Regions from separate parts of the Mus musculus genome. Here region 2 is linked to region 1. The links are chromatin loops, found by intact Hi-C in ENCODE. Cell type or tissue: heart. All regions are shown on one strand. Each heading gives the region's core, and the rest is flanking DNA. Links, peaks and the distances in the headings are about the cores only.

The links. Peaks named below come from ENCODE experiments on the same cell type or tissue, not always from the same donor. Only the 100,000 strongest peaks of a DNase experiment are listed, where the experiment ranks them.
Region 2: a loop joins it to region 1, with 4 times the contacts of the local background. A loop is called at or near these places in 1 of 42 quality-filtered maps.

The regions. Positions count from the first base shown.
Region 1 is chr3:108,206,615-108,214,719 of GRCm38, forward strand. Atxn7l2 (ataxin 7-like 2) reads right to left here and starts at 3,913. Exons shown (of 11, transcript NM_001289545.1): 1 at 3,731-3,913; 2 at 1,826-1,891; 3 at 1,349-1,453; 4 at 780-990; 5 at 209-495. The coding sequence starts at 3,857. It overlaps Sypl2 (synaptophysin-like 2), which reads right to left. Exons shown (of 6, transcript NM_008596.1): 6 at 5,652-8,068. The coding sequence ends at 7,922. In heart, for the core only: CTCF peaks have their summits at 4,278 and 4,477; DNase peaks (open chromatin) are centred at 3,717 and 3,937; H3K4me3 peaks cover 2,045 bases; H3K27ac peaks cover 2,195 bases.
Region 2 is chr3:108,444,242-108,449,180 of GRCm38, forward strand. It overlaps Sars (seryl-aminoacyl-tRNA synthetase), which reads right to left and starts at 1,018. Exons shown (of 11, transcript NM_001204979.1): 1 at 756-1,018. The coding sequence starts at 891. In heart, for the core only: CTCF peaks have their summits at 1,000 (motif pointing right) and 2,004; DNase peaks (open chromatin) are centred at 570 and 1,010; H3K4me3 peaks cover 1,654 bases; H3K27ac peaks cover 1,610 bases.

The DNA of each region.
Region 1 (8,105 bases), core at 2,814-5,313:
TTAGCCTCGTGTTCTCTCAGACTACCTCAGAGACCTGGACCAGCAAGGCTTTCTGGGAACAAGCAGGACAGGAGGTAATGGGGCTGCCACACCCTCCAAGCGGTAATGGTCAGACCTGGACAGGTTCACTCCTTCCTGACCCAAGAACAGAGAAGCCCAGTGAGGTCTCCACTCCGCCTTTCTGAGTCCCACGTCCATAACTACTCACGAGCCATCTTTCGGTGGGTTTTAGGAGGAAGCCTGGCTCCACTGGCCTCCTTCTCCGGGGGGCTGCCTTCGGCGCGGTGACTGGAGCCCTCACCGGGGACAAGCTCGATGTTCTCTCTGCCAGGAGGTTCTTTAGGAGAGGGGGCCGTGGGGACTTTTCCAGGGGAGTCCTTGGGGAGGCCTCCTGGCTGACTGAGGAGAGCAGAGGGTGGGGCCACCCTGACTCCATGTGCATCAGGTTTCGGGAGACTGGATATCTTCTCCAGATTCACCACAGGCACGAAAAGGCTACACGTGGAGAGAGGGTATGGGCTGGGAGGTGGGGAGGCTGGGACTGGGGTCTGGACTCTAGCCCAGAGCCATCTCCTCCCTAGCTCTGGAGCTTGGGTGAACTCCAAGAGAGGCGTGGAAAAAAAGGGGGAGCCCATGTTCCCTGGAATATATGGGAAGGAGCTGCAGATGGGGTTAGCTATTTCTTGGCTGTGAGCAGTATCCTGCAAGCAGGGCTAAGTGTCAACCCTTTCTTGGGTCAGGGTCAGGGCTACTTTTAGGGGTTTCCAGCTTCTTCTTACCAGAGGCTGTCCTTCTGGGTCTTCTCAGGAGGCTGATGGCCACGGCTCCGGGACCCCTGGCCCTTCTCCCTGGAGGAGGTTTTGGTGGAACCTGGGGCTCTACAAGCTGGGCCCTGCCCATTCACTACATGGCATTTTTGAGAGCTGGCAGGGGCTGGAGGTGGGGGTGGGGCCCGGGCATAAAGCTTGCTGAGGGGCCCATGTCTTCTTTCTGTCACCAGGAGGTGGAGAGAGTAACTGAGGTGAGCGGTATTGAGTGCCTCCTTCCCCCTCTCCTAACCAGCCCGCCAATCCCTAGCGCTTGGGTTGTGAGTGTCTCTCCTTCCCATTTAAGATTGAGCCTTTCAAGAGTCAAAATTCTAGACCACGCTTCTTGAGCCTCTTAACTTCACTTGATGCTAGAAGCTTGTTCCAACAATAATCCCGACACCTCCAACACTCAAGCTGTCCCCAGCACCATCTTCCTTTAGCCCATATGACCTCCAGACTGACAATGTCCTAAGAGGTCCATGTTCCACCATCCCACCCACCCGCCCGCCCCCTTATCGCCTCCCTAGGGTGCCCCTCACCGCAATGCTTCTGGAAGGCTTGGGGCTTCACCACCTGGCTGCAGTGGTTACATACAACCAAATAGAAGTCATCATGGGCAGGGCAGTGCCCGAAGATGGACATGTCTGCAACGACAGAACCCTTTATCACTCGGGTCAAATTCTCCGGATTTCCCTAGCTCAAGGAACACTCTCAACGCCACCACTTAGAAGACGCTCAGCCTTCCAACTGATAGTTCTGCTGGACGCTCCCAGCCTCCCCAGTCCATCTGACCAGACCCAAAGTGTATGGGCTTTCCTGTATGTGGGCACCAACCACACGTGATTAGGATCACCACCAGCAGGTCCCAGGGGCCAGGACAACTGACTGACTCAGACTTATCAAAAGGAGGTTTCTTCCCCCAGCAGTCCCGCTGCTGCTTCAAGCTCCTTCCTCCAGTGGGAGAGGGAAAGCTTGGTCCACGTTCCCGACACCCAGCCTCTGTGCAGGACTCCCACCTTCTTTAATGAGGGTCATGGCGTCAAGTTTCTTCGTGTTTTTGCTGTTCTCCTCTAGTTCAGCCCCTGGAGGAGAAGCACAGTTGAGGATGCCCACCCGAGTCCCAGAACCCAGCAGGGCCTGCAGCCCAATGGTATGAAGCCCACATTCCCAGACAAGCACTCAGAATTCCTGAAGACACTTTCCACGGGTCACTCACAAATGCCTATGATGACCCCATTAAGGATCACAGTGACCCTTCACTCCCGGGTACAGTACAGAGTTAGTTCCACGGCTGACTAGATGGGCCACTATGGGTAAATGTCTCTTTTCTGGGCCTTGCTTCCCCCATTTAAAAGGGAAATGGTTCTAAAATTTTTCTACAGGTCCCTTTTGAGACTGCTCGCATGGGTCCTTTCTTCTACTCTGTGGCATCCCAGACAAATGCCCTCCCAGATCCCCACCCCCATAAACTCATTTTGCTCCACCCAAGTTACCATAGTATCATCAAAGTTACACTCAGCTTCTCAGGTCCTGCACTGATAGGATGGCCATAGAGTAGAAAAACTGTTGTCTTTGGACCCTTTGGCATCTTCAAAGTCTCCTTGATCAGCTACGCAAGCCCCTCCCCTTCTTAGGGGGGCTTTGTCCAGGGGTTGCCCTTGTACCTCAGTTTCTGGGTTAATGACAAAAACATCTTAGCTGTGCAAAGCAGCTCTTTCCCCATCCCCCTACCTCACTCCTCGCCCCCCTCCTCTAAGCCCCCTCCCTGTCCCTTGGGGTGGGGGTGGGGGGATCAATTCTGAGTCACCAAATCTGAGTCCATTTCCAGTTCTCAGTGCACCTAGACCCAGCGAGGGCCCCATCTTAGCCCACTCAGCATGGGGGCAGTCCAAGGGTGGCCTGTATGCCCATCTAGGATGACTCTCTAATGCTCACTAACAGAGTGGCCCCTTTCTAGGATGAGAAGATTATTGGCAATCATAATACCCAGATGTAAGTGGTAGTGGGTTAGGCATGCAAAAGATAAGGGGCAGCTCCCACTCTTTTAAGTCCCTTAAATTCAAGTGTGGGGAATGACAGAACAGAGCTGTAAGTCAGAGGTCTCAAAAGAGAACAAGTGGCATTAGAGACCGCTCCATGAGATCTCCTCCTCCACCTCTTCTCACTTGCAAACTTCTTCAGGGGTGTGATGCTTGTTGTCACCCCGAAAGGCCACGAGGCCAGGTGCTCCCTGGGGCCCAGGAGACAAAGATCAGAAGGGGCTGCAGGCCTGCTCACCAAAGACACTCAAGGGCCTACAGAAAATAGGGGTCAAGGAAGAGAGCCAAGGGGCAGGACAAGAGGCCCAGGAAAGGATGGAGGCTTGGAGTCATGTATGGATGGACTGATAGAGGGAGGTCGGGAGGATGGATGGATGGATGGATGGAGGATGGATGAACTAAAGCAGAGGGGGCGGGGGTTCGGGAAAACTGAGCAGACAGGGAGACGTTGAAAGAAGCTAAGGTGCGGGGCAAAAGGCGAAGAATCAAGTGGGTGGGGAGGGGGGCACAGAAGTGGGGTGCGTGGGAAACACGTGGAGAGGACTGTTGCAGATGGGTAGAGCCGGAGCAGGTGCAGAACCGAAAAAAGCTGGAGGACGGCTCACGAGAAGAAAGATAAAGGCAAGTAAAGTGGGGGGCAGGTACTGTACACCCGCAGAGACAGAGGTGGGCAGGGTGGGCTGCGAGCGATACGCCGGCGCTAGGACCCGGAGGCGCGAAGGTGTCTGAGCAGGCGGGCACTAGGACCCGGCGGGTCCTTTGTTTGGGGGGCCGGGGAGCCGGACGGCGGCTCTAGTCGGCGGCTCCCCTCAGCTGGAGGGGGCCCTGGGGGGGAGGGGAGATAGTGATGGGGTCCCCGGATTCTAATGTGTCTGTACTCACCGTCTGCCGCAGGCAGGTCGGCCCGCTCCACCCACGAGCTCCAGCTCTGTCCCGCGAAGTCATCGAGACTCGGCACTCGCCGCTCCAGAGCGGCCATTGCTGCCACCGCGCGTTCACGCACCGCCATCACCGCCGCGGACGCGCGCCCGCCCTGGCGCCGCCGCCGCGCGGCCCCCTCCCCCCACCCTCCGACCGGGGGCACGCCTCCCTCTCCCCCTACCTTGCCAGTTCACTCTCTGCGCAAGCGCAGCTCGTGCCTCCTGCCACTACCTCACTCTCAACACAGCTTTCTGGGAAGTGTAGTTGCGGAGGGGTGGCGATGCTTACGGAGCTAGCCGAGGGATCCCTTCCGAAATGCACAATCGCACGCGGGGAAGGAGAGATCAAAGCCTCGGGATATCCTCTTTCAACCCCTCCGTACACGTCCTTTGTGCCACTAGTTCACTCTCCCAAACTTACTGCGCATACCCGAGCCCCAAACCTCTTTCTGCCCAAGATACTCTTCTAAAGCCGTGCATCCGCCAGCTGGCTGGCGCCCCTTCCTGGGCTGGCGGCCACGAAGCGCCTCTGCACCCCTGTAGATCGAATAGGGTAGGTGCAAGGAGGTGGGCGCAGTGAATCAGAAGGGCAAGGGGAGGGAGTGTGCAGGACGTGCTGAAGGACACAGGGCTTGGGGTGGGGGAGGGCCACAGCTCCTGTGCTGTTCCTCTATGGGAAACGCACGCTGCCTTGATGCAGAACGGAGGTTTGGAGTACTGTGTCTTAGGTTTGGGAGGACCTGGCTGAGCTTGCTAAGATCACCTGTCAGTATGACAGAAGGCTATCGCCGATCCAGAACCAGCCCCAGAACTAGGGTAGCCCCAAGGCTGCTGGTGTTTGCAGTGTCTCTGCTGATCGTCTCTCTCCTCCTGGGAACTACAATCGATAACCTGCACCGCCTCTTCCCAAATCCTGGCTGGACCCTGACTCCATTCATCATTTTGGCTTCTTTTTCTAGTGAATCTTTTCACCGCTGGAAAAGCTGCTATTGAAGCCTTGGCATAGGGAGGTTTCTCATATCTATCTTTTCTTTTCTTTCTTTCTTTCTTTCTTTCTTTCTTTCTTTCTTTCTTTCTTTCTTTTTTTCTGCTAAGGTCCAGAAAGTACCTTAATCACCCACCTTCTCAGCTGATAATATTTCTTCCCACCCTCACAGAAGAGACAAAAATCTACCTTCATCTCCGTCCCCATTCTCATTGGAAATTAAATATTAATCCTCTTTTTCTTTGACTACCTCACCCATCACGCCATATTGCATCCCTTTGCCTAAAATGAAGCCAAGTTTGGGAGCAATTAAGTCAAGGTCTGTGACTTTCTGCCTCCCATATAAGAGCAGTTTAACTACATAAAGAATAACATCTGAGGGCAGAAGTTCTAAACCTAAGACCCACCCAGAGGTGGTCCCTAAGAGGCCCAGAAACCTGATGAGACTAAATGTAAAACTGTGCCCAAGTACATTTTTCTAGAGAATGTAAATGTGACATGTGACTGTCTGAGGAGATGGATAGGTGTGAGTTTGTGCAGCGTGAACACTACAGTGAGAAGAGGGAAGCATATGGCCCTCGATTTGTCCTTTGGGTCACAGATGGTAGGAGAGCAAACGGAGGCAGCATTGTGGAAGCCACTGTCTTTTGCCTTTTGAGTTTGGTCCAAGTTTGCTAATGAGTCTTGGTTTCTTTGGAGTAATTGGGTGCCGCCAAAAGAGTCGATGTCACTAGACTGGGGCTTGCCAGAAGCAATTGCCTAGCCAGCAGACTCTGTTGCCTGGGGTTCAGAGTTGCAAGGAGAGGAGTGTCTTGGTAGAAATGCTGAAATTTGTCCAAGAACATAGAGCGAGGGAAAAGGAGAAGGGGAAAAAAATCCCCAGAAGTCCTCTGGTCTTGGCTTCTTCTTGGCAAATGTTCGCAGCACTGTTTATTCAAATGTGTAGTAACAAGCACCACAGAACAACATGCAACATTCTCCCCACATCCTCGATCTGCAATCCCAGAAATAGGAGGCCCATGGTCAGGATGTTGAAGGGGACTCATGTCTAAGAAAGGTCCTGGATAGGCGTCTCCACATGGTAAAGTCTACCAGGGCAAAGGGCAAGTTCCCTGCTTGTTGGCCTCCTGCAATAGCTAGAGAAACCAGACACCTCTCCCGCTTCAGGCCTGACTAGGCAAAGTGGTGGTGCCAGCCCTGGTTGGAGAGGACACGAGTCTCATGAGGACAGAGCTGCCCTTGGCACTTACTGCTGCCCAGCCCCCTGGAGGTAATGAGGTGAACTGGTCTTTCCTCTTCCGGCGGCCATGGAAAGACCATAGCCTAAATCAAGACTCTCTTGGCCATAGCCAGACTCTTGCCAGGAAGAGCCTTTTCAACCCTAGAGCGAGCCCTGGAGTACGAATGCTCGGTGGGAGTGGATAACTCCTACTCTAAAGTAGTTGATGGGCCAGTTGCTAACTTGGGCCCCAAATGAGAACACTTTATCCGTCACAGTTCAAATAAATTATAAATATAGACGCAGAATCCAAACACAGTTTGAGTCGAAGCTGCTCCCAGATCCCCACAGGGACTTGTTTGAAGAAAAATGGTCACTCTTTTGTTCTTTGTACCTCTGGAGCTGGAGGCAAAACTGTCTCCCTTGTCCTTAAGTAACCATGGGGACAACTTAGGATAGAGAGTTTCAGATTTAGGATCATTCTCACCCTCATCAAATTTTCCCCTCCTTAAATCTTTTCCCTAAAATCTTAAGCAGAAAACAAAAATTCCAAATTATTTTACTGAATGGCTCGGGAGCATCTGAAAGTGTGTAAATATCCTACTTCCTCTGAAGGGTGGGGGAATTGTAACCCAAAGAAGAAATGAACAGCCCAAAGTTAAGGATTCTGAGCCCTGGGCCCCCAAGAAATACATCTTGATGTGGGTAGCATTGAGGAAGGCAAGGGGGTTGGAGAGGGTCGATCATGTCATGAGGACAGGTTGGCACAAGGTACATTCATCTTTGGGGTGCTAAGTGGGACAATTGCCACTAAATTGGGAAACGGCTGGTTTCTTCCTTCTTTATCATCTTTCCCTAAGCAACCCTACTGCCAGGGTAGATCAAGGGGTTTTGATCTGGGTAAAAGGCAGATGGCATTTGCCCAGTTGGTACCCTCTGGCCTTCGGGCCCAAAGAGGGATGACAGGAGGAATCAGGGAGAGGAGACACACCAAAGACAAATATGGATCTGGGTCCCGAAATGAAGAAGCACCAATAGCATCGGGCTGCCCAGGACTGGGGAAGGATGGGGCCTGGCTACTGCATGGAGGCGAGAGACAAGGACAGATAACCCTCTTTGTAAAGATGGGACAGAAAGGTTTGAAAGAACTAGAAAAGGTGCTGGCTTGAGAAAATGAACAGACGGTAAGGGACAGGTGGGCCCATGTATCCTTGTCCCGGGACTCCTGGGCATCTCATGTCACGATGGTCCTTCAGGCCCTCCCAAAGCCCACAAAACCAAGGCCGAGAAGGAGAAGGGAGTAAGGGGTTTCATGAGTAAGTGGTGTATAGGGTGCTACCGAAAGTGTTCCAGCTGAGGGAAAGGAAGGGCTGAGGGAACAGAAAACTTATTCTGCCAGCAACTTTCCTCACTTTCTTCCTTGGTGCTGCAATGTACTTGCAACTCTCTCTGCTCCCATTGGGTCCGGGTCTCATGTGGACCCTTAGAGGGACCTCTGATAGGATAATGGGTCTCCCTGCTTCACACATGGTGGGAGCACACTGGGCTCTGGGAGGGCTAGAGATAGGATACAGATTAGATGCCAGTTATTGAGGGATGCCACAAAATCACTGGTGGGCCCTCCACACAGAACTCAGGGCAAGGTTGCCAGTCAGCTTCCCCAAGTAAGATGCTTCAGTCCAGGCAGCAGACAAGAAGCACTGAGATCCTGCCGTTTGCTGCCCCAGCAGGATGAGGGATAGGAAGCCAGTGGAGGTCTGCCCAGGTTACCAACAGCTGATGCCCACCCATCCATTCTCTCAAATCTCAAAGTCCAGAATGATGGGGGAAGGGAGTTGGAGGAGGAGGGAGAGGAGGAGCAGGAGGAAGAGGAAGAGGAGGAGGTCCTGTAGAAGCTGGAGGAGCTGACAAGGTGCCGTCCAGTTGGGGAGTAGGCAGATGAAGGCTGCTTACTGCTTCTCCACTGCCCCCTGCTCCGCTGCACTCTCCTGGCTGGGGCCCTGGCCCTGGTCCTGGCCTTGTCCGTGCCACGGGGTCTCTTTGAACACAAACCAACAGTTTCCAGCCCACAGGAAGAAGTTGATAAAGCCAAAGAGCTACAAAAGAAATCAGGAGAGTCTGTGAGAATAGTCA
Region 2 (4,939 bases), core at 1-2,500, 230 kb after region 1:
GGTCTGCCAGGTGATCACTTGGGAGGCAGAGGATTCTAGAGCTTCTTTTAATTTCCTGAATGACGATGGGTCACTTCTACGCTGCCAACGTCTTTTCCAGAAAACTACCACAAATCACAACCATCCTCAGTAATTACAAGCTTTTTCTTGCCTTACAGCACCCCTCCGTCCTATCTGATCTAGCACGGAAAAGCCTGATTCTTAAAGGTATGCCTTCAGGGTTGGAGAAGTGGCCACCCCAAATTTCAGGGTCACTGCATTTAGTCAAGAGTAGCCTCCAAAGTCCCCAGATGGTTCGACTGGGGTGGAGTAATCCTAGGGTGCTGCAGAAGTCACTCAGTCTGAGAGAGCAGCCTTTGATCCCTGCAAAACCCGGAGGACTACGCTGGGTTTGCTAAAGACGAATAAAACACTGAGAATGACCAAAATGTATAGAAAATTAATTCCCAGCCCGCCCCCCAAGTAAAACTCCAGCTCTGGCTTGCTGTAGCTACGCAAGGGCCTGACAGCTCTCCCTGCGCGTGCGTGCGTGCAGCTCCTTCCTAAAGCACTGGCGGCAGTCAGCATAGAGCACGCGCGGGGAGGGACCCAGGCCGCGGGAGCTGCAGGGAGAGGGGGACAAGCCCGGTTCCCAGCTTGTTCTACGGACAAGCCGGTAGAGCCGGCCAGTCGCGGGAGCATCTGACAAAAGCTGTAAGCTGTGACCTCTGAAGCCATGAGGGATTCAAGGGATACTGCGAGCTCCTGGTACTTACATCGTCGCCACTCACTGTCTGCTTTCACCAGCTGGTCCACCAGCCCCGGGTCCTTGAAGCGCTTCTCCTGCGTCTCTCGAATGAGGGCTGGGTCCCCTCCTTTATCCACCCGAAACAAATCCAGGTCCAGCACCATCCTTCTACCTCACCAGTTAACACTAAGAGAGGACTGTAAGCGGCGGGTGGACGATGCACTGCGCCTGCGCGCTGACCTGGTCTCACTGCGCAGGCACCCGGCAGCCCGGGAGGGGGCGGCGCCTAGCTCGCCGGAAGCCGCAGTGTTAGGCAGGGTCCAGAGGGAGTGGTGAGAAGTGAAAAGGGCGTGGTAGCCTTATGCGGGTTGTTTCTCTGCTGAACTCCTTACTGAAAGGCCTTCTGATCGCCCCCCACTGAAATCGTGAATGCCTCAGGTTCCTCTGGTTGAAGGGAGTATCTCGGTGTGGACCGAAGCTGACTTGGAAGACAATGCACTTTGCAGATGCCAGTTTTCCTCTATCTTGATTACAGAGCACACACCCAGTTACCTACCCTCAAGATTCTCGAGCCCTGGGGCTTTTTGTTTTGATACAGGGTCTCACAGTGTAGCTCTGACTAGCAACTATGTAAACCTGGCCAGCCTCAAACAAAATGTTGGGATTAAAGATGTGTGCCATTTCATCCTTTATTTTTCTTTTTATACTAGCCCTACCCCCTTCCTCCCGCAACAAACCTTTGCCAAGCCCCCCTGAGATAAAAGGACAAGGTTAGAGACCCTGATGGACTTAATAAACAGAGACACTGGAGGGAGGCTAGGAGGCAGGATAATCTGAGCTTGTCCCCTCCCGGTCTCCTGCAGCTTTGGCTACAGTTTTGTGTTGAAAACCAGGGGAAGAAGGGTTGGGTGTCAGAAGACAGTCCATGAGATGAGCACACCTCTCTTCTCACATATCCCTCACCCAAATCCAATAGACCTTTGCAAGAAGTTGTAGCTTATATTTACGATTGAAACTATTCTATGTTTATGTAATTTGAGCATTGCCAGGCTATTCTATCAACACGTTCAAGTTATTCTTTTTGTCTGTTTGTTTGTTTTGTTTGTTGAGATAGAATCTATAGGCCTGGCTGTCCTGGAGCTCACTATGTAGACCAGGCTGGCTTCAGACAGAGATGCCTGCCTCTTCCTGGGGAGTCTCTGGTATCAAAGGGGTGTGCCACCAAGCCCAACCTACACACACCTGTTACTCTTAAAGTGAGAAGACCTCATTTGAAATTACCTCTCTTGGCCAGATGTGGTAGTGCATGTCCATGTGCATCCCTTGTGAGTGGGAGCAGCGGGTGCATGAGTTCAGGGCCAGCATGTCTCCAAAAAACCCAAACCTAGTCAGGCTTAGTAGTAGGTGCCTTTTATATCACATCGGAGGTAGAGAGCTCTGTAAAGTCAAGGCCAGCCTGTTCTAAATACCGAACTCCAAGCCAGCCAGAGCTGTGTAGTGAGAATCTGTCTCAAAAACCAAACACACATACAACCAAACCAAAAACCTACTGCTCTCACACAGTAGAAAACATTAACTAACACGGAACCCACAAACCTGCTCTCCCCTTCCTGTGTCTTCTCCTAAAAAGAACACTTTCCTGAGTATCTAGCAATCGGACGGCTGGAAAATGGAAAGCAGCCAAGAGAAGTTATAATAATAAATGTTAAGGATAGAGAGCTGCAGTCTTTGCAGAAAATACTTGAAGACTGTCATCAAAGTGTTGGGGGTCACTGAACCCCTGAGAGGGTAAGATCCGTGTAATCTAAGGTATGAAAACAATGGCAGGTGCTTTGAGAGGTGGGGCCTAAGGAGTGCATCAGTCCTTTATAGTGTAATTCCAGAAATCACTTTGAAATTCTGGCCTCTCAAAAACAAACAAAACAAACTCCAGGGTTTTTTTTTTCTATTAGTTTTATTATTGTTTATAAATACCTCTCTTTGGGCTGGAGAGATGGCTCAGCAGATAAGACCGATGGCTTCTCTTTTAGAGGACCAAGGTTCAATTCCCAGCACCCAGGTGGCAGCTCACAACTCTGTGTTACTCCAGTTCCGGTGGATCTGGCACCCTCAAACAGACGTGCATGCAGACAAACCCCACCAGTGCATATGAAATAAAAATAAATTATTTACTGGGCAGTGATGGCTTACTAATTTAATCCCAGTACTGGGGAGGCAGAGATAGGCAGATCTCTATGAGTTTGAGGCCAACCTGGTCTACAGAGCAAGTTCGAAGTCAGCCAAGGTTACACAGAGAAACCCTGTCTTGAAAAACCAAAAGTTAAGGATCTGGAGAGGTGGCTCAGAGGTTAAGTCTTGCGCGCCAGACTCGACCAGCAAGAACAACGCTGCAACAGGATCCTTCTGCACACGTTTATTGGGAGAGCTTGATTGCAGAGGCTAAGAGACCCGGAGCCCAGAACTGGTGCTGCTTATATAGGCCTAGGAGAGGCGTGTCTCACACCCGAATTGGTTATGCACTAAGCCTCATTTGCATGTTCCTCATCTGATTGGCTACTCTCTCTCTCTGTACCTCACAGAGCCTCATTATTATTCCTCATTTGCATGTCTCACATCTGATTGGTTATACTCTCAAAGCCTCATTATCATGCCCGGGCCAGGCAGTGTCTTTGCAAAAAACTTTACTGCATATGTACACATTGGTTGTTTGTCCAAACTTATGCGTGGTGGCCAGCAGTAGTCAGTGCCACTCTGCAACGGCACATGTGGCTTCCCACAGTTAAGAGCACTGACTGCTCTTCCAAAAGGTCCTGAGTTCAATTCCCAGCAACCACATGGTGGCTCACAGCCATCTGTAATAGGATCTGATACCTTCTTCTGGTGTGTCTGAGGACAGTGTACTCACATACATTAAATCAATCAATCAATCAATCTTTAAAAAAAAAGAAAACCAAAGTTAATTAACAAATCAATTAATTAAAAATAAGTCTTTCTAAGTAATTCTAGATAGTCTTTTAAGAAAAATATAAATAAATAAGTAAATAAATAAATAGCTACCTGTCTTTAAAAATGCTTGTGCTAAGGCTAGCTGGTGAGATGACGCACCAGGGAAAGGTGCTTGACTGGAACCTTAAAGTCTCGCATTCAATCCCTGGGCTCCAGAAATTGGAAGGAAAGAACTGACTCCCATGTTGCACATACACCCCCAACAAGTATAACATAAATAAAAACGTAATACAATTAAAATCTGGTGCTACCTGGAAGCATAACAAGTAACAGAACAGCCCAGTCTGTTTGTCAGCTAAAGATCAGGATTTTAGTGCTGAAGGAAACCAGCCACCTCTTTTCCTTCTCTTGCTTTTCTCGTCCTCCTTCCCTTCCTTTATTCCTCCCTTCTCTCTCCCTCCCTCATTCCTTCCATCCCTTCCTTACTTTCTCAAGTCTCACTATGTTCTAAAGCTAGCCTGAGACTGTGACCCTGTAGCCAAATGCAACGAGTTCACAGCTTGGTAAGTACAGAGCCCAAACCCACAAATTCAAAGGCAGGAAGATGCGTTACCTTGGATGAGTAAGGAGAGCACAGTTACTGCCCAAAGCAATGGCTTTGTGGCCTGGAGGTAGGGCTGCACAGGAAGCCTGTCAGTACTCAGAAAGTCACTTTAGGAACAGGCATGTCCCCGAGTGTGCTCATGTTACTAAGTCAAGGCTTCAAATGTCCCGAGAGACTAGCCACCCACTCAGCACACCAAAGAGACAGTAGTCACAAAGGACAAAGGATGGAGGCTTTTCACCAACACGATCACTTTGGGGAAAACAGAGAAATGGGGCCAGTGACTCTCAAGTCTGTCTCCAAGACTAACAGAATCAGGGACTTAACTCATCTATAGAATCCTTGCCTTGCATACTCAAAGCCCTGGTTCAGATTCCAGCACTGGAAAGGAGAGAGGTAGGGCAAGAAAGGGGACAGAAAGGAAGGTTTGGGGTCTGTTTAGGGGACAGAGATGGAACAGGTAGTCCTGGTTATGACCAGAGCTCGATTGGTCATCATCTCGATCTGGTTCTACCAGGAACCATAGAGAGGTTGCGATGGCTGTTCTCATTTGCCCAGAACAGTCCGGTTCTGATGCTACGATGCGGCAGCCTTATCGTTGAGGATAATCACCCGCACCGGTGGGGCTAGGGGTTTCTTCTGTAGATTTCTGCGGCTGCTTG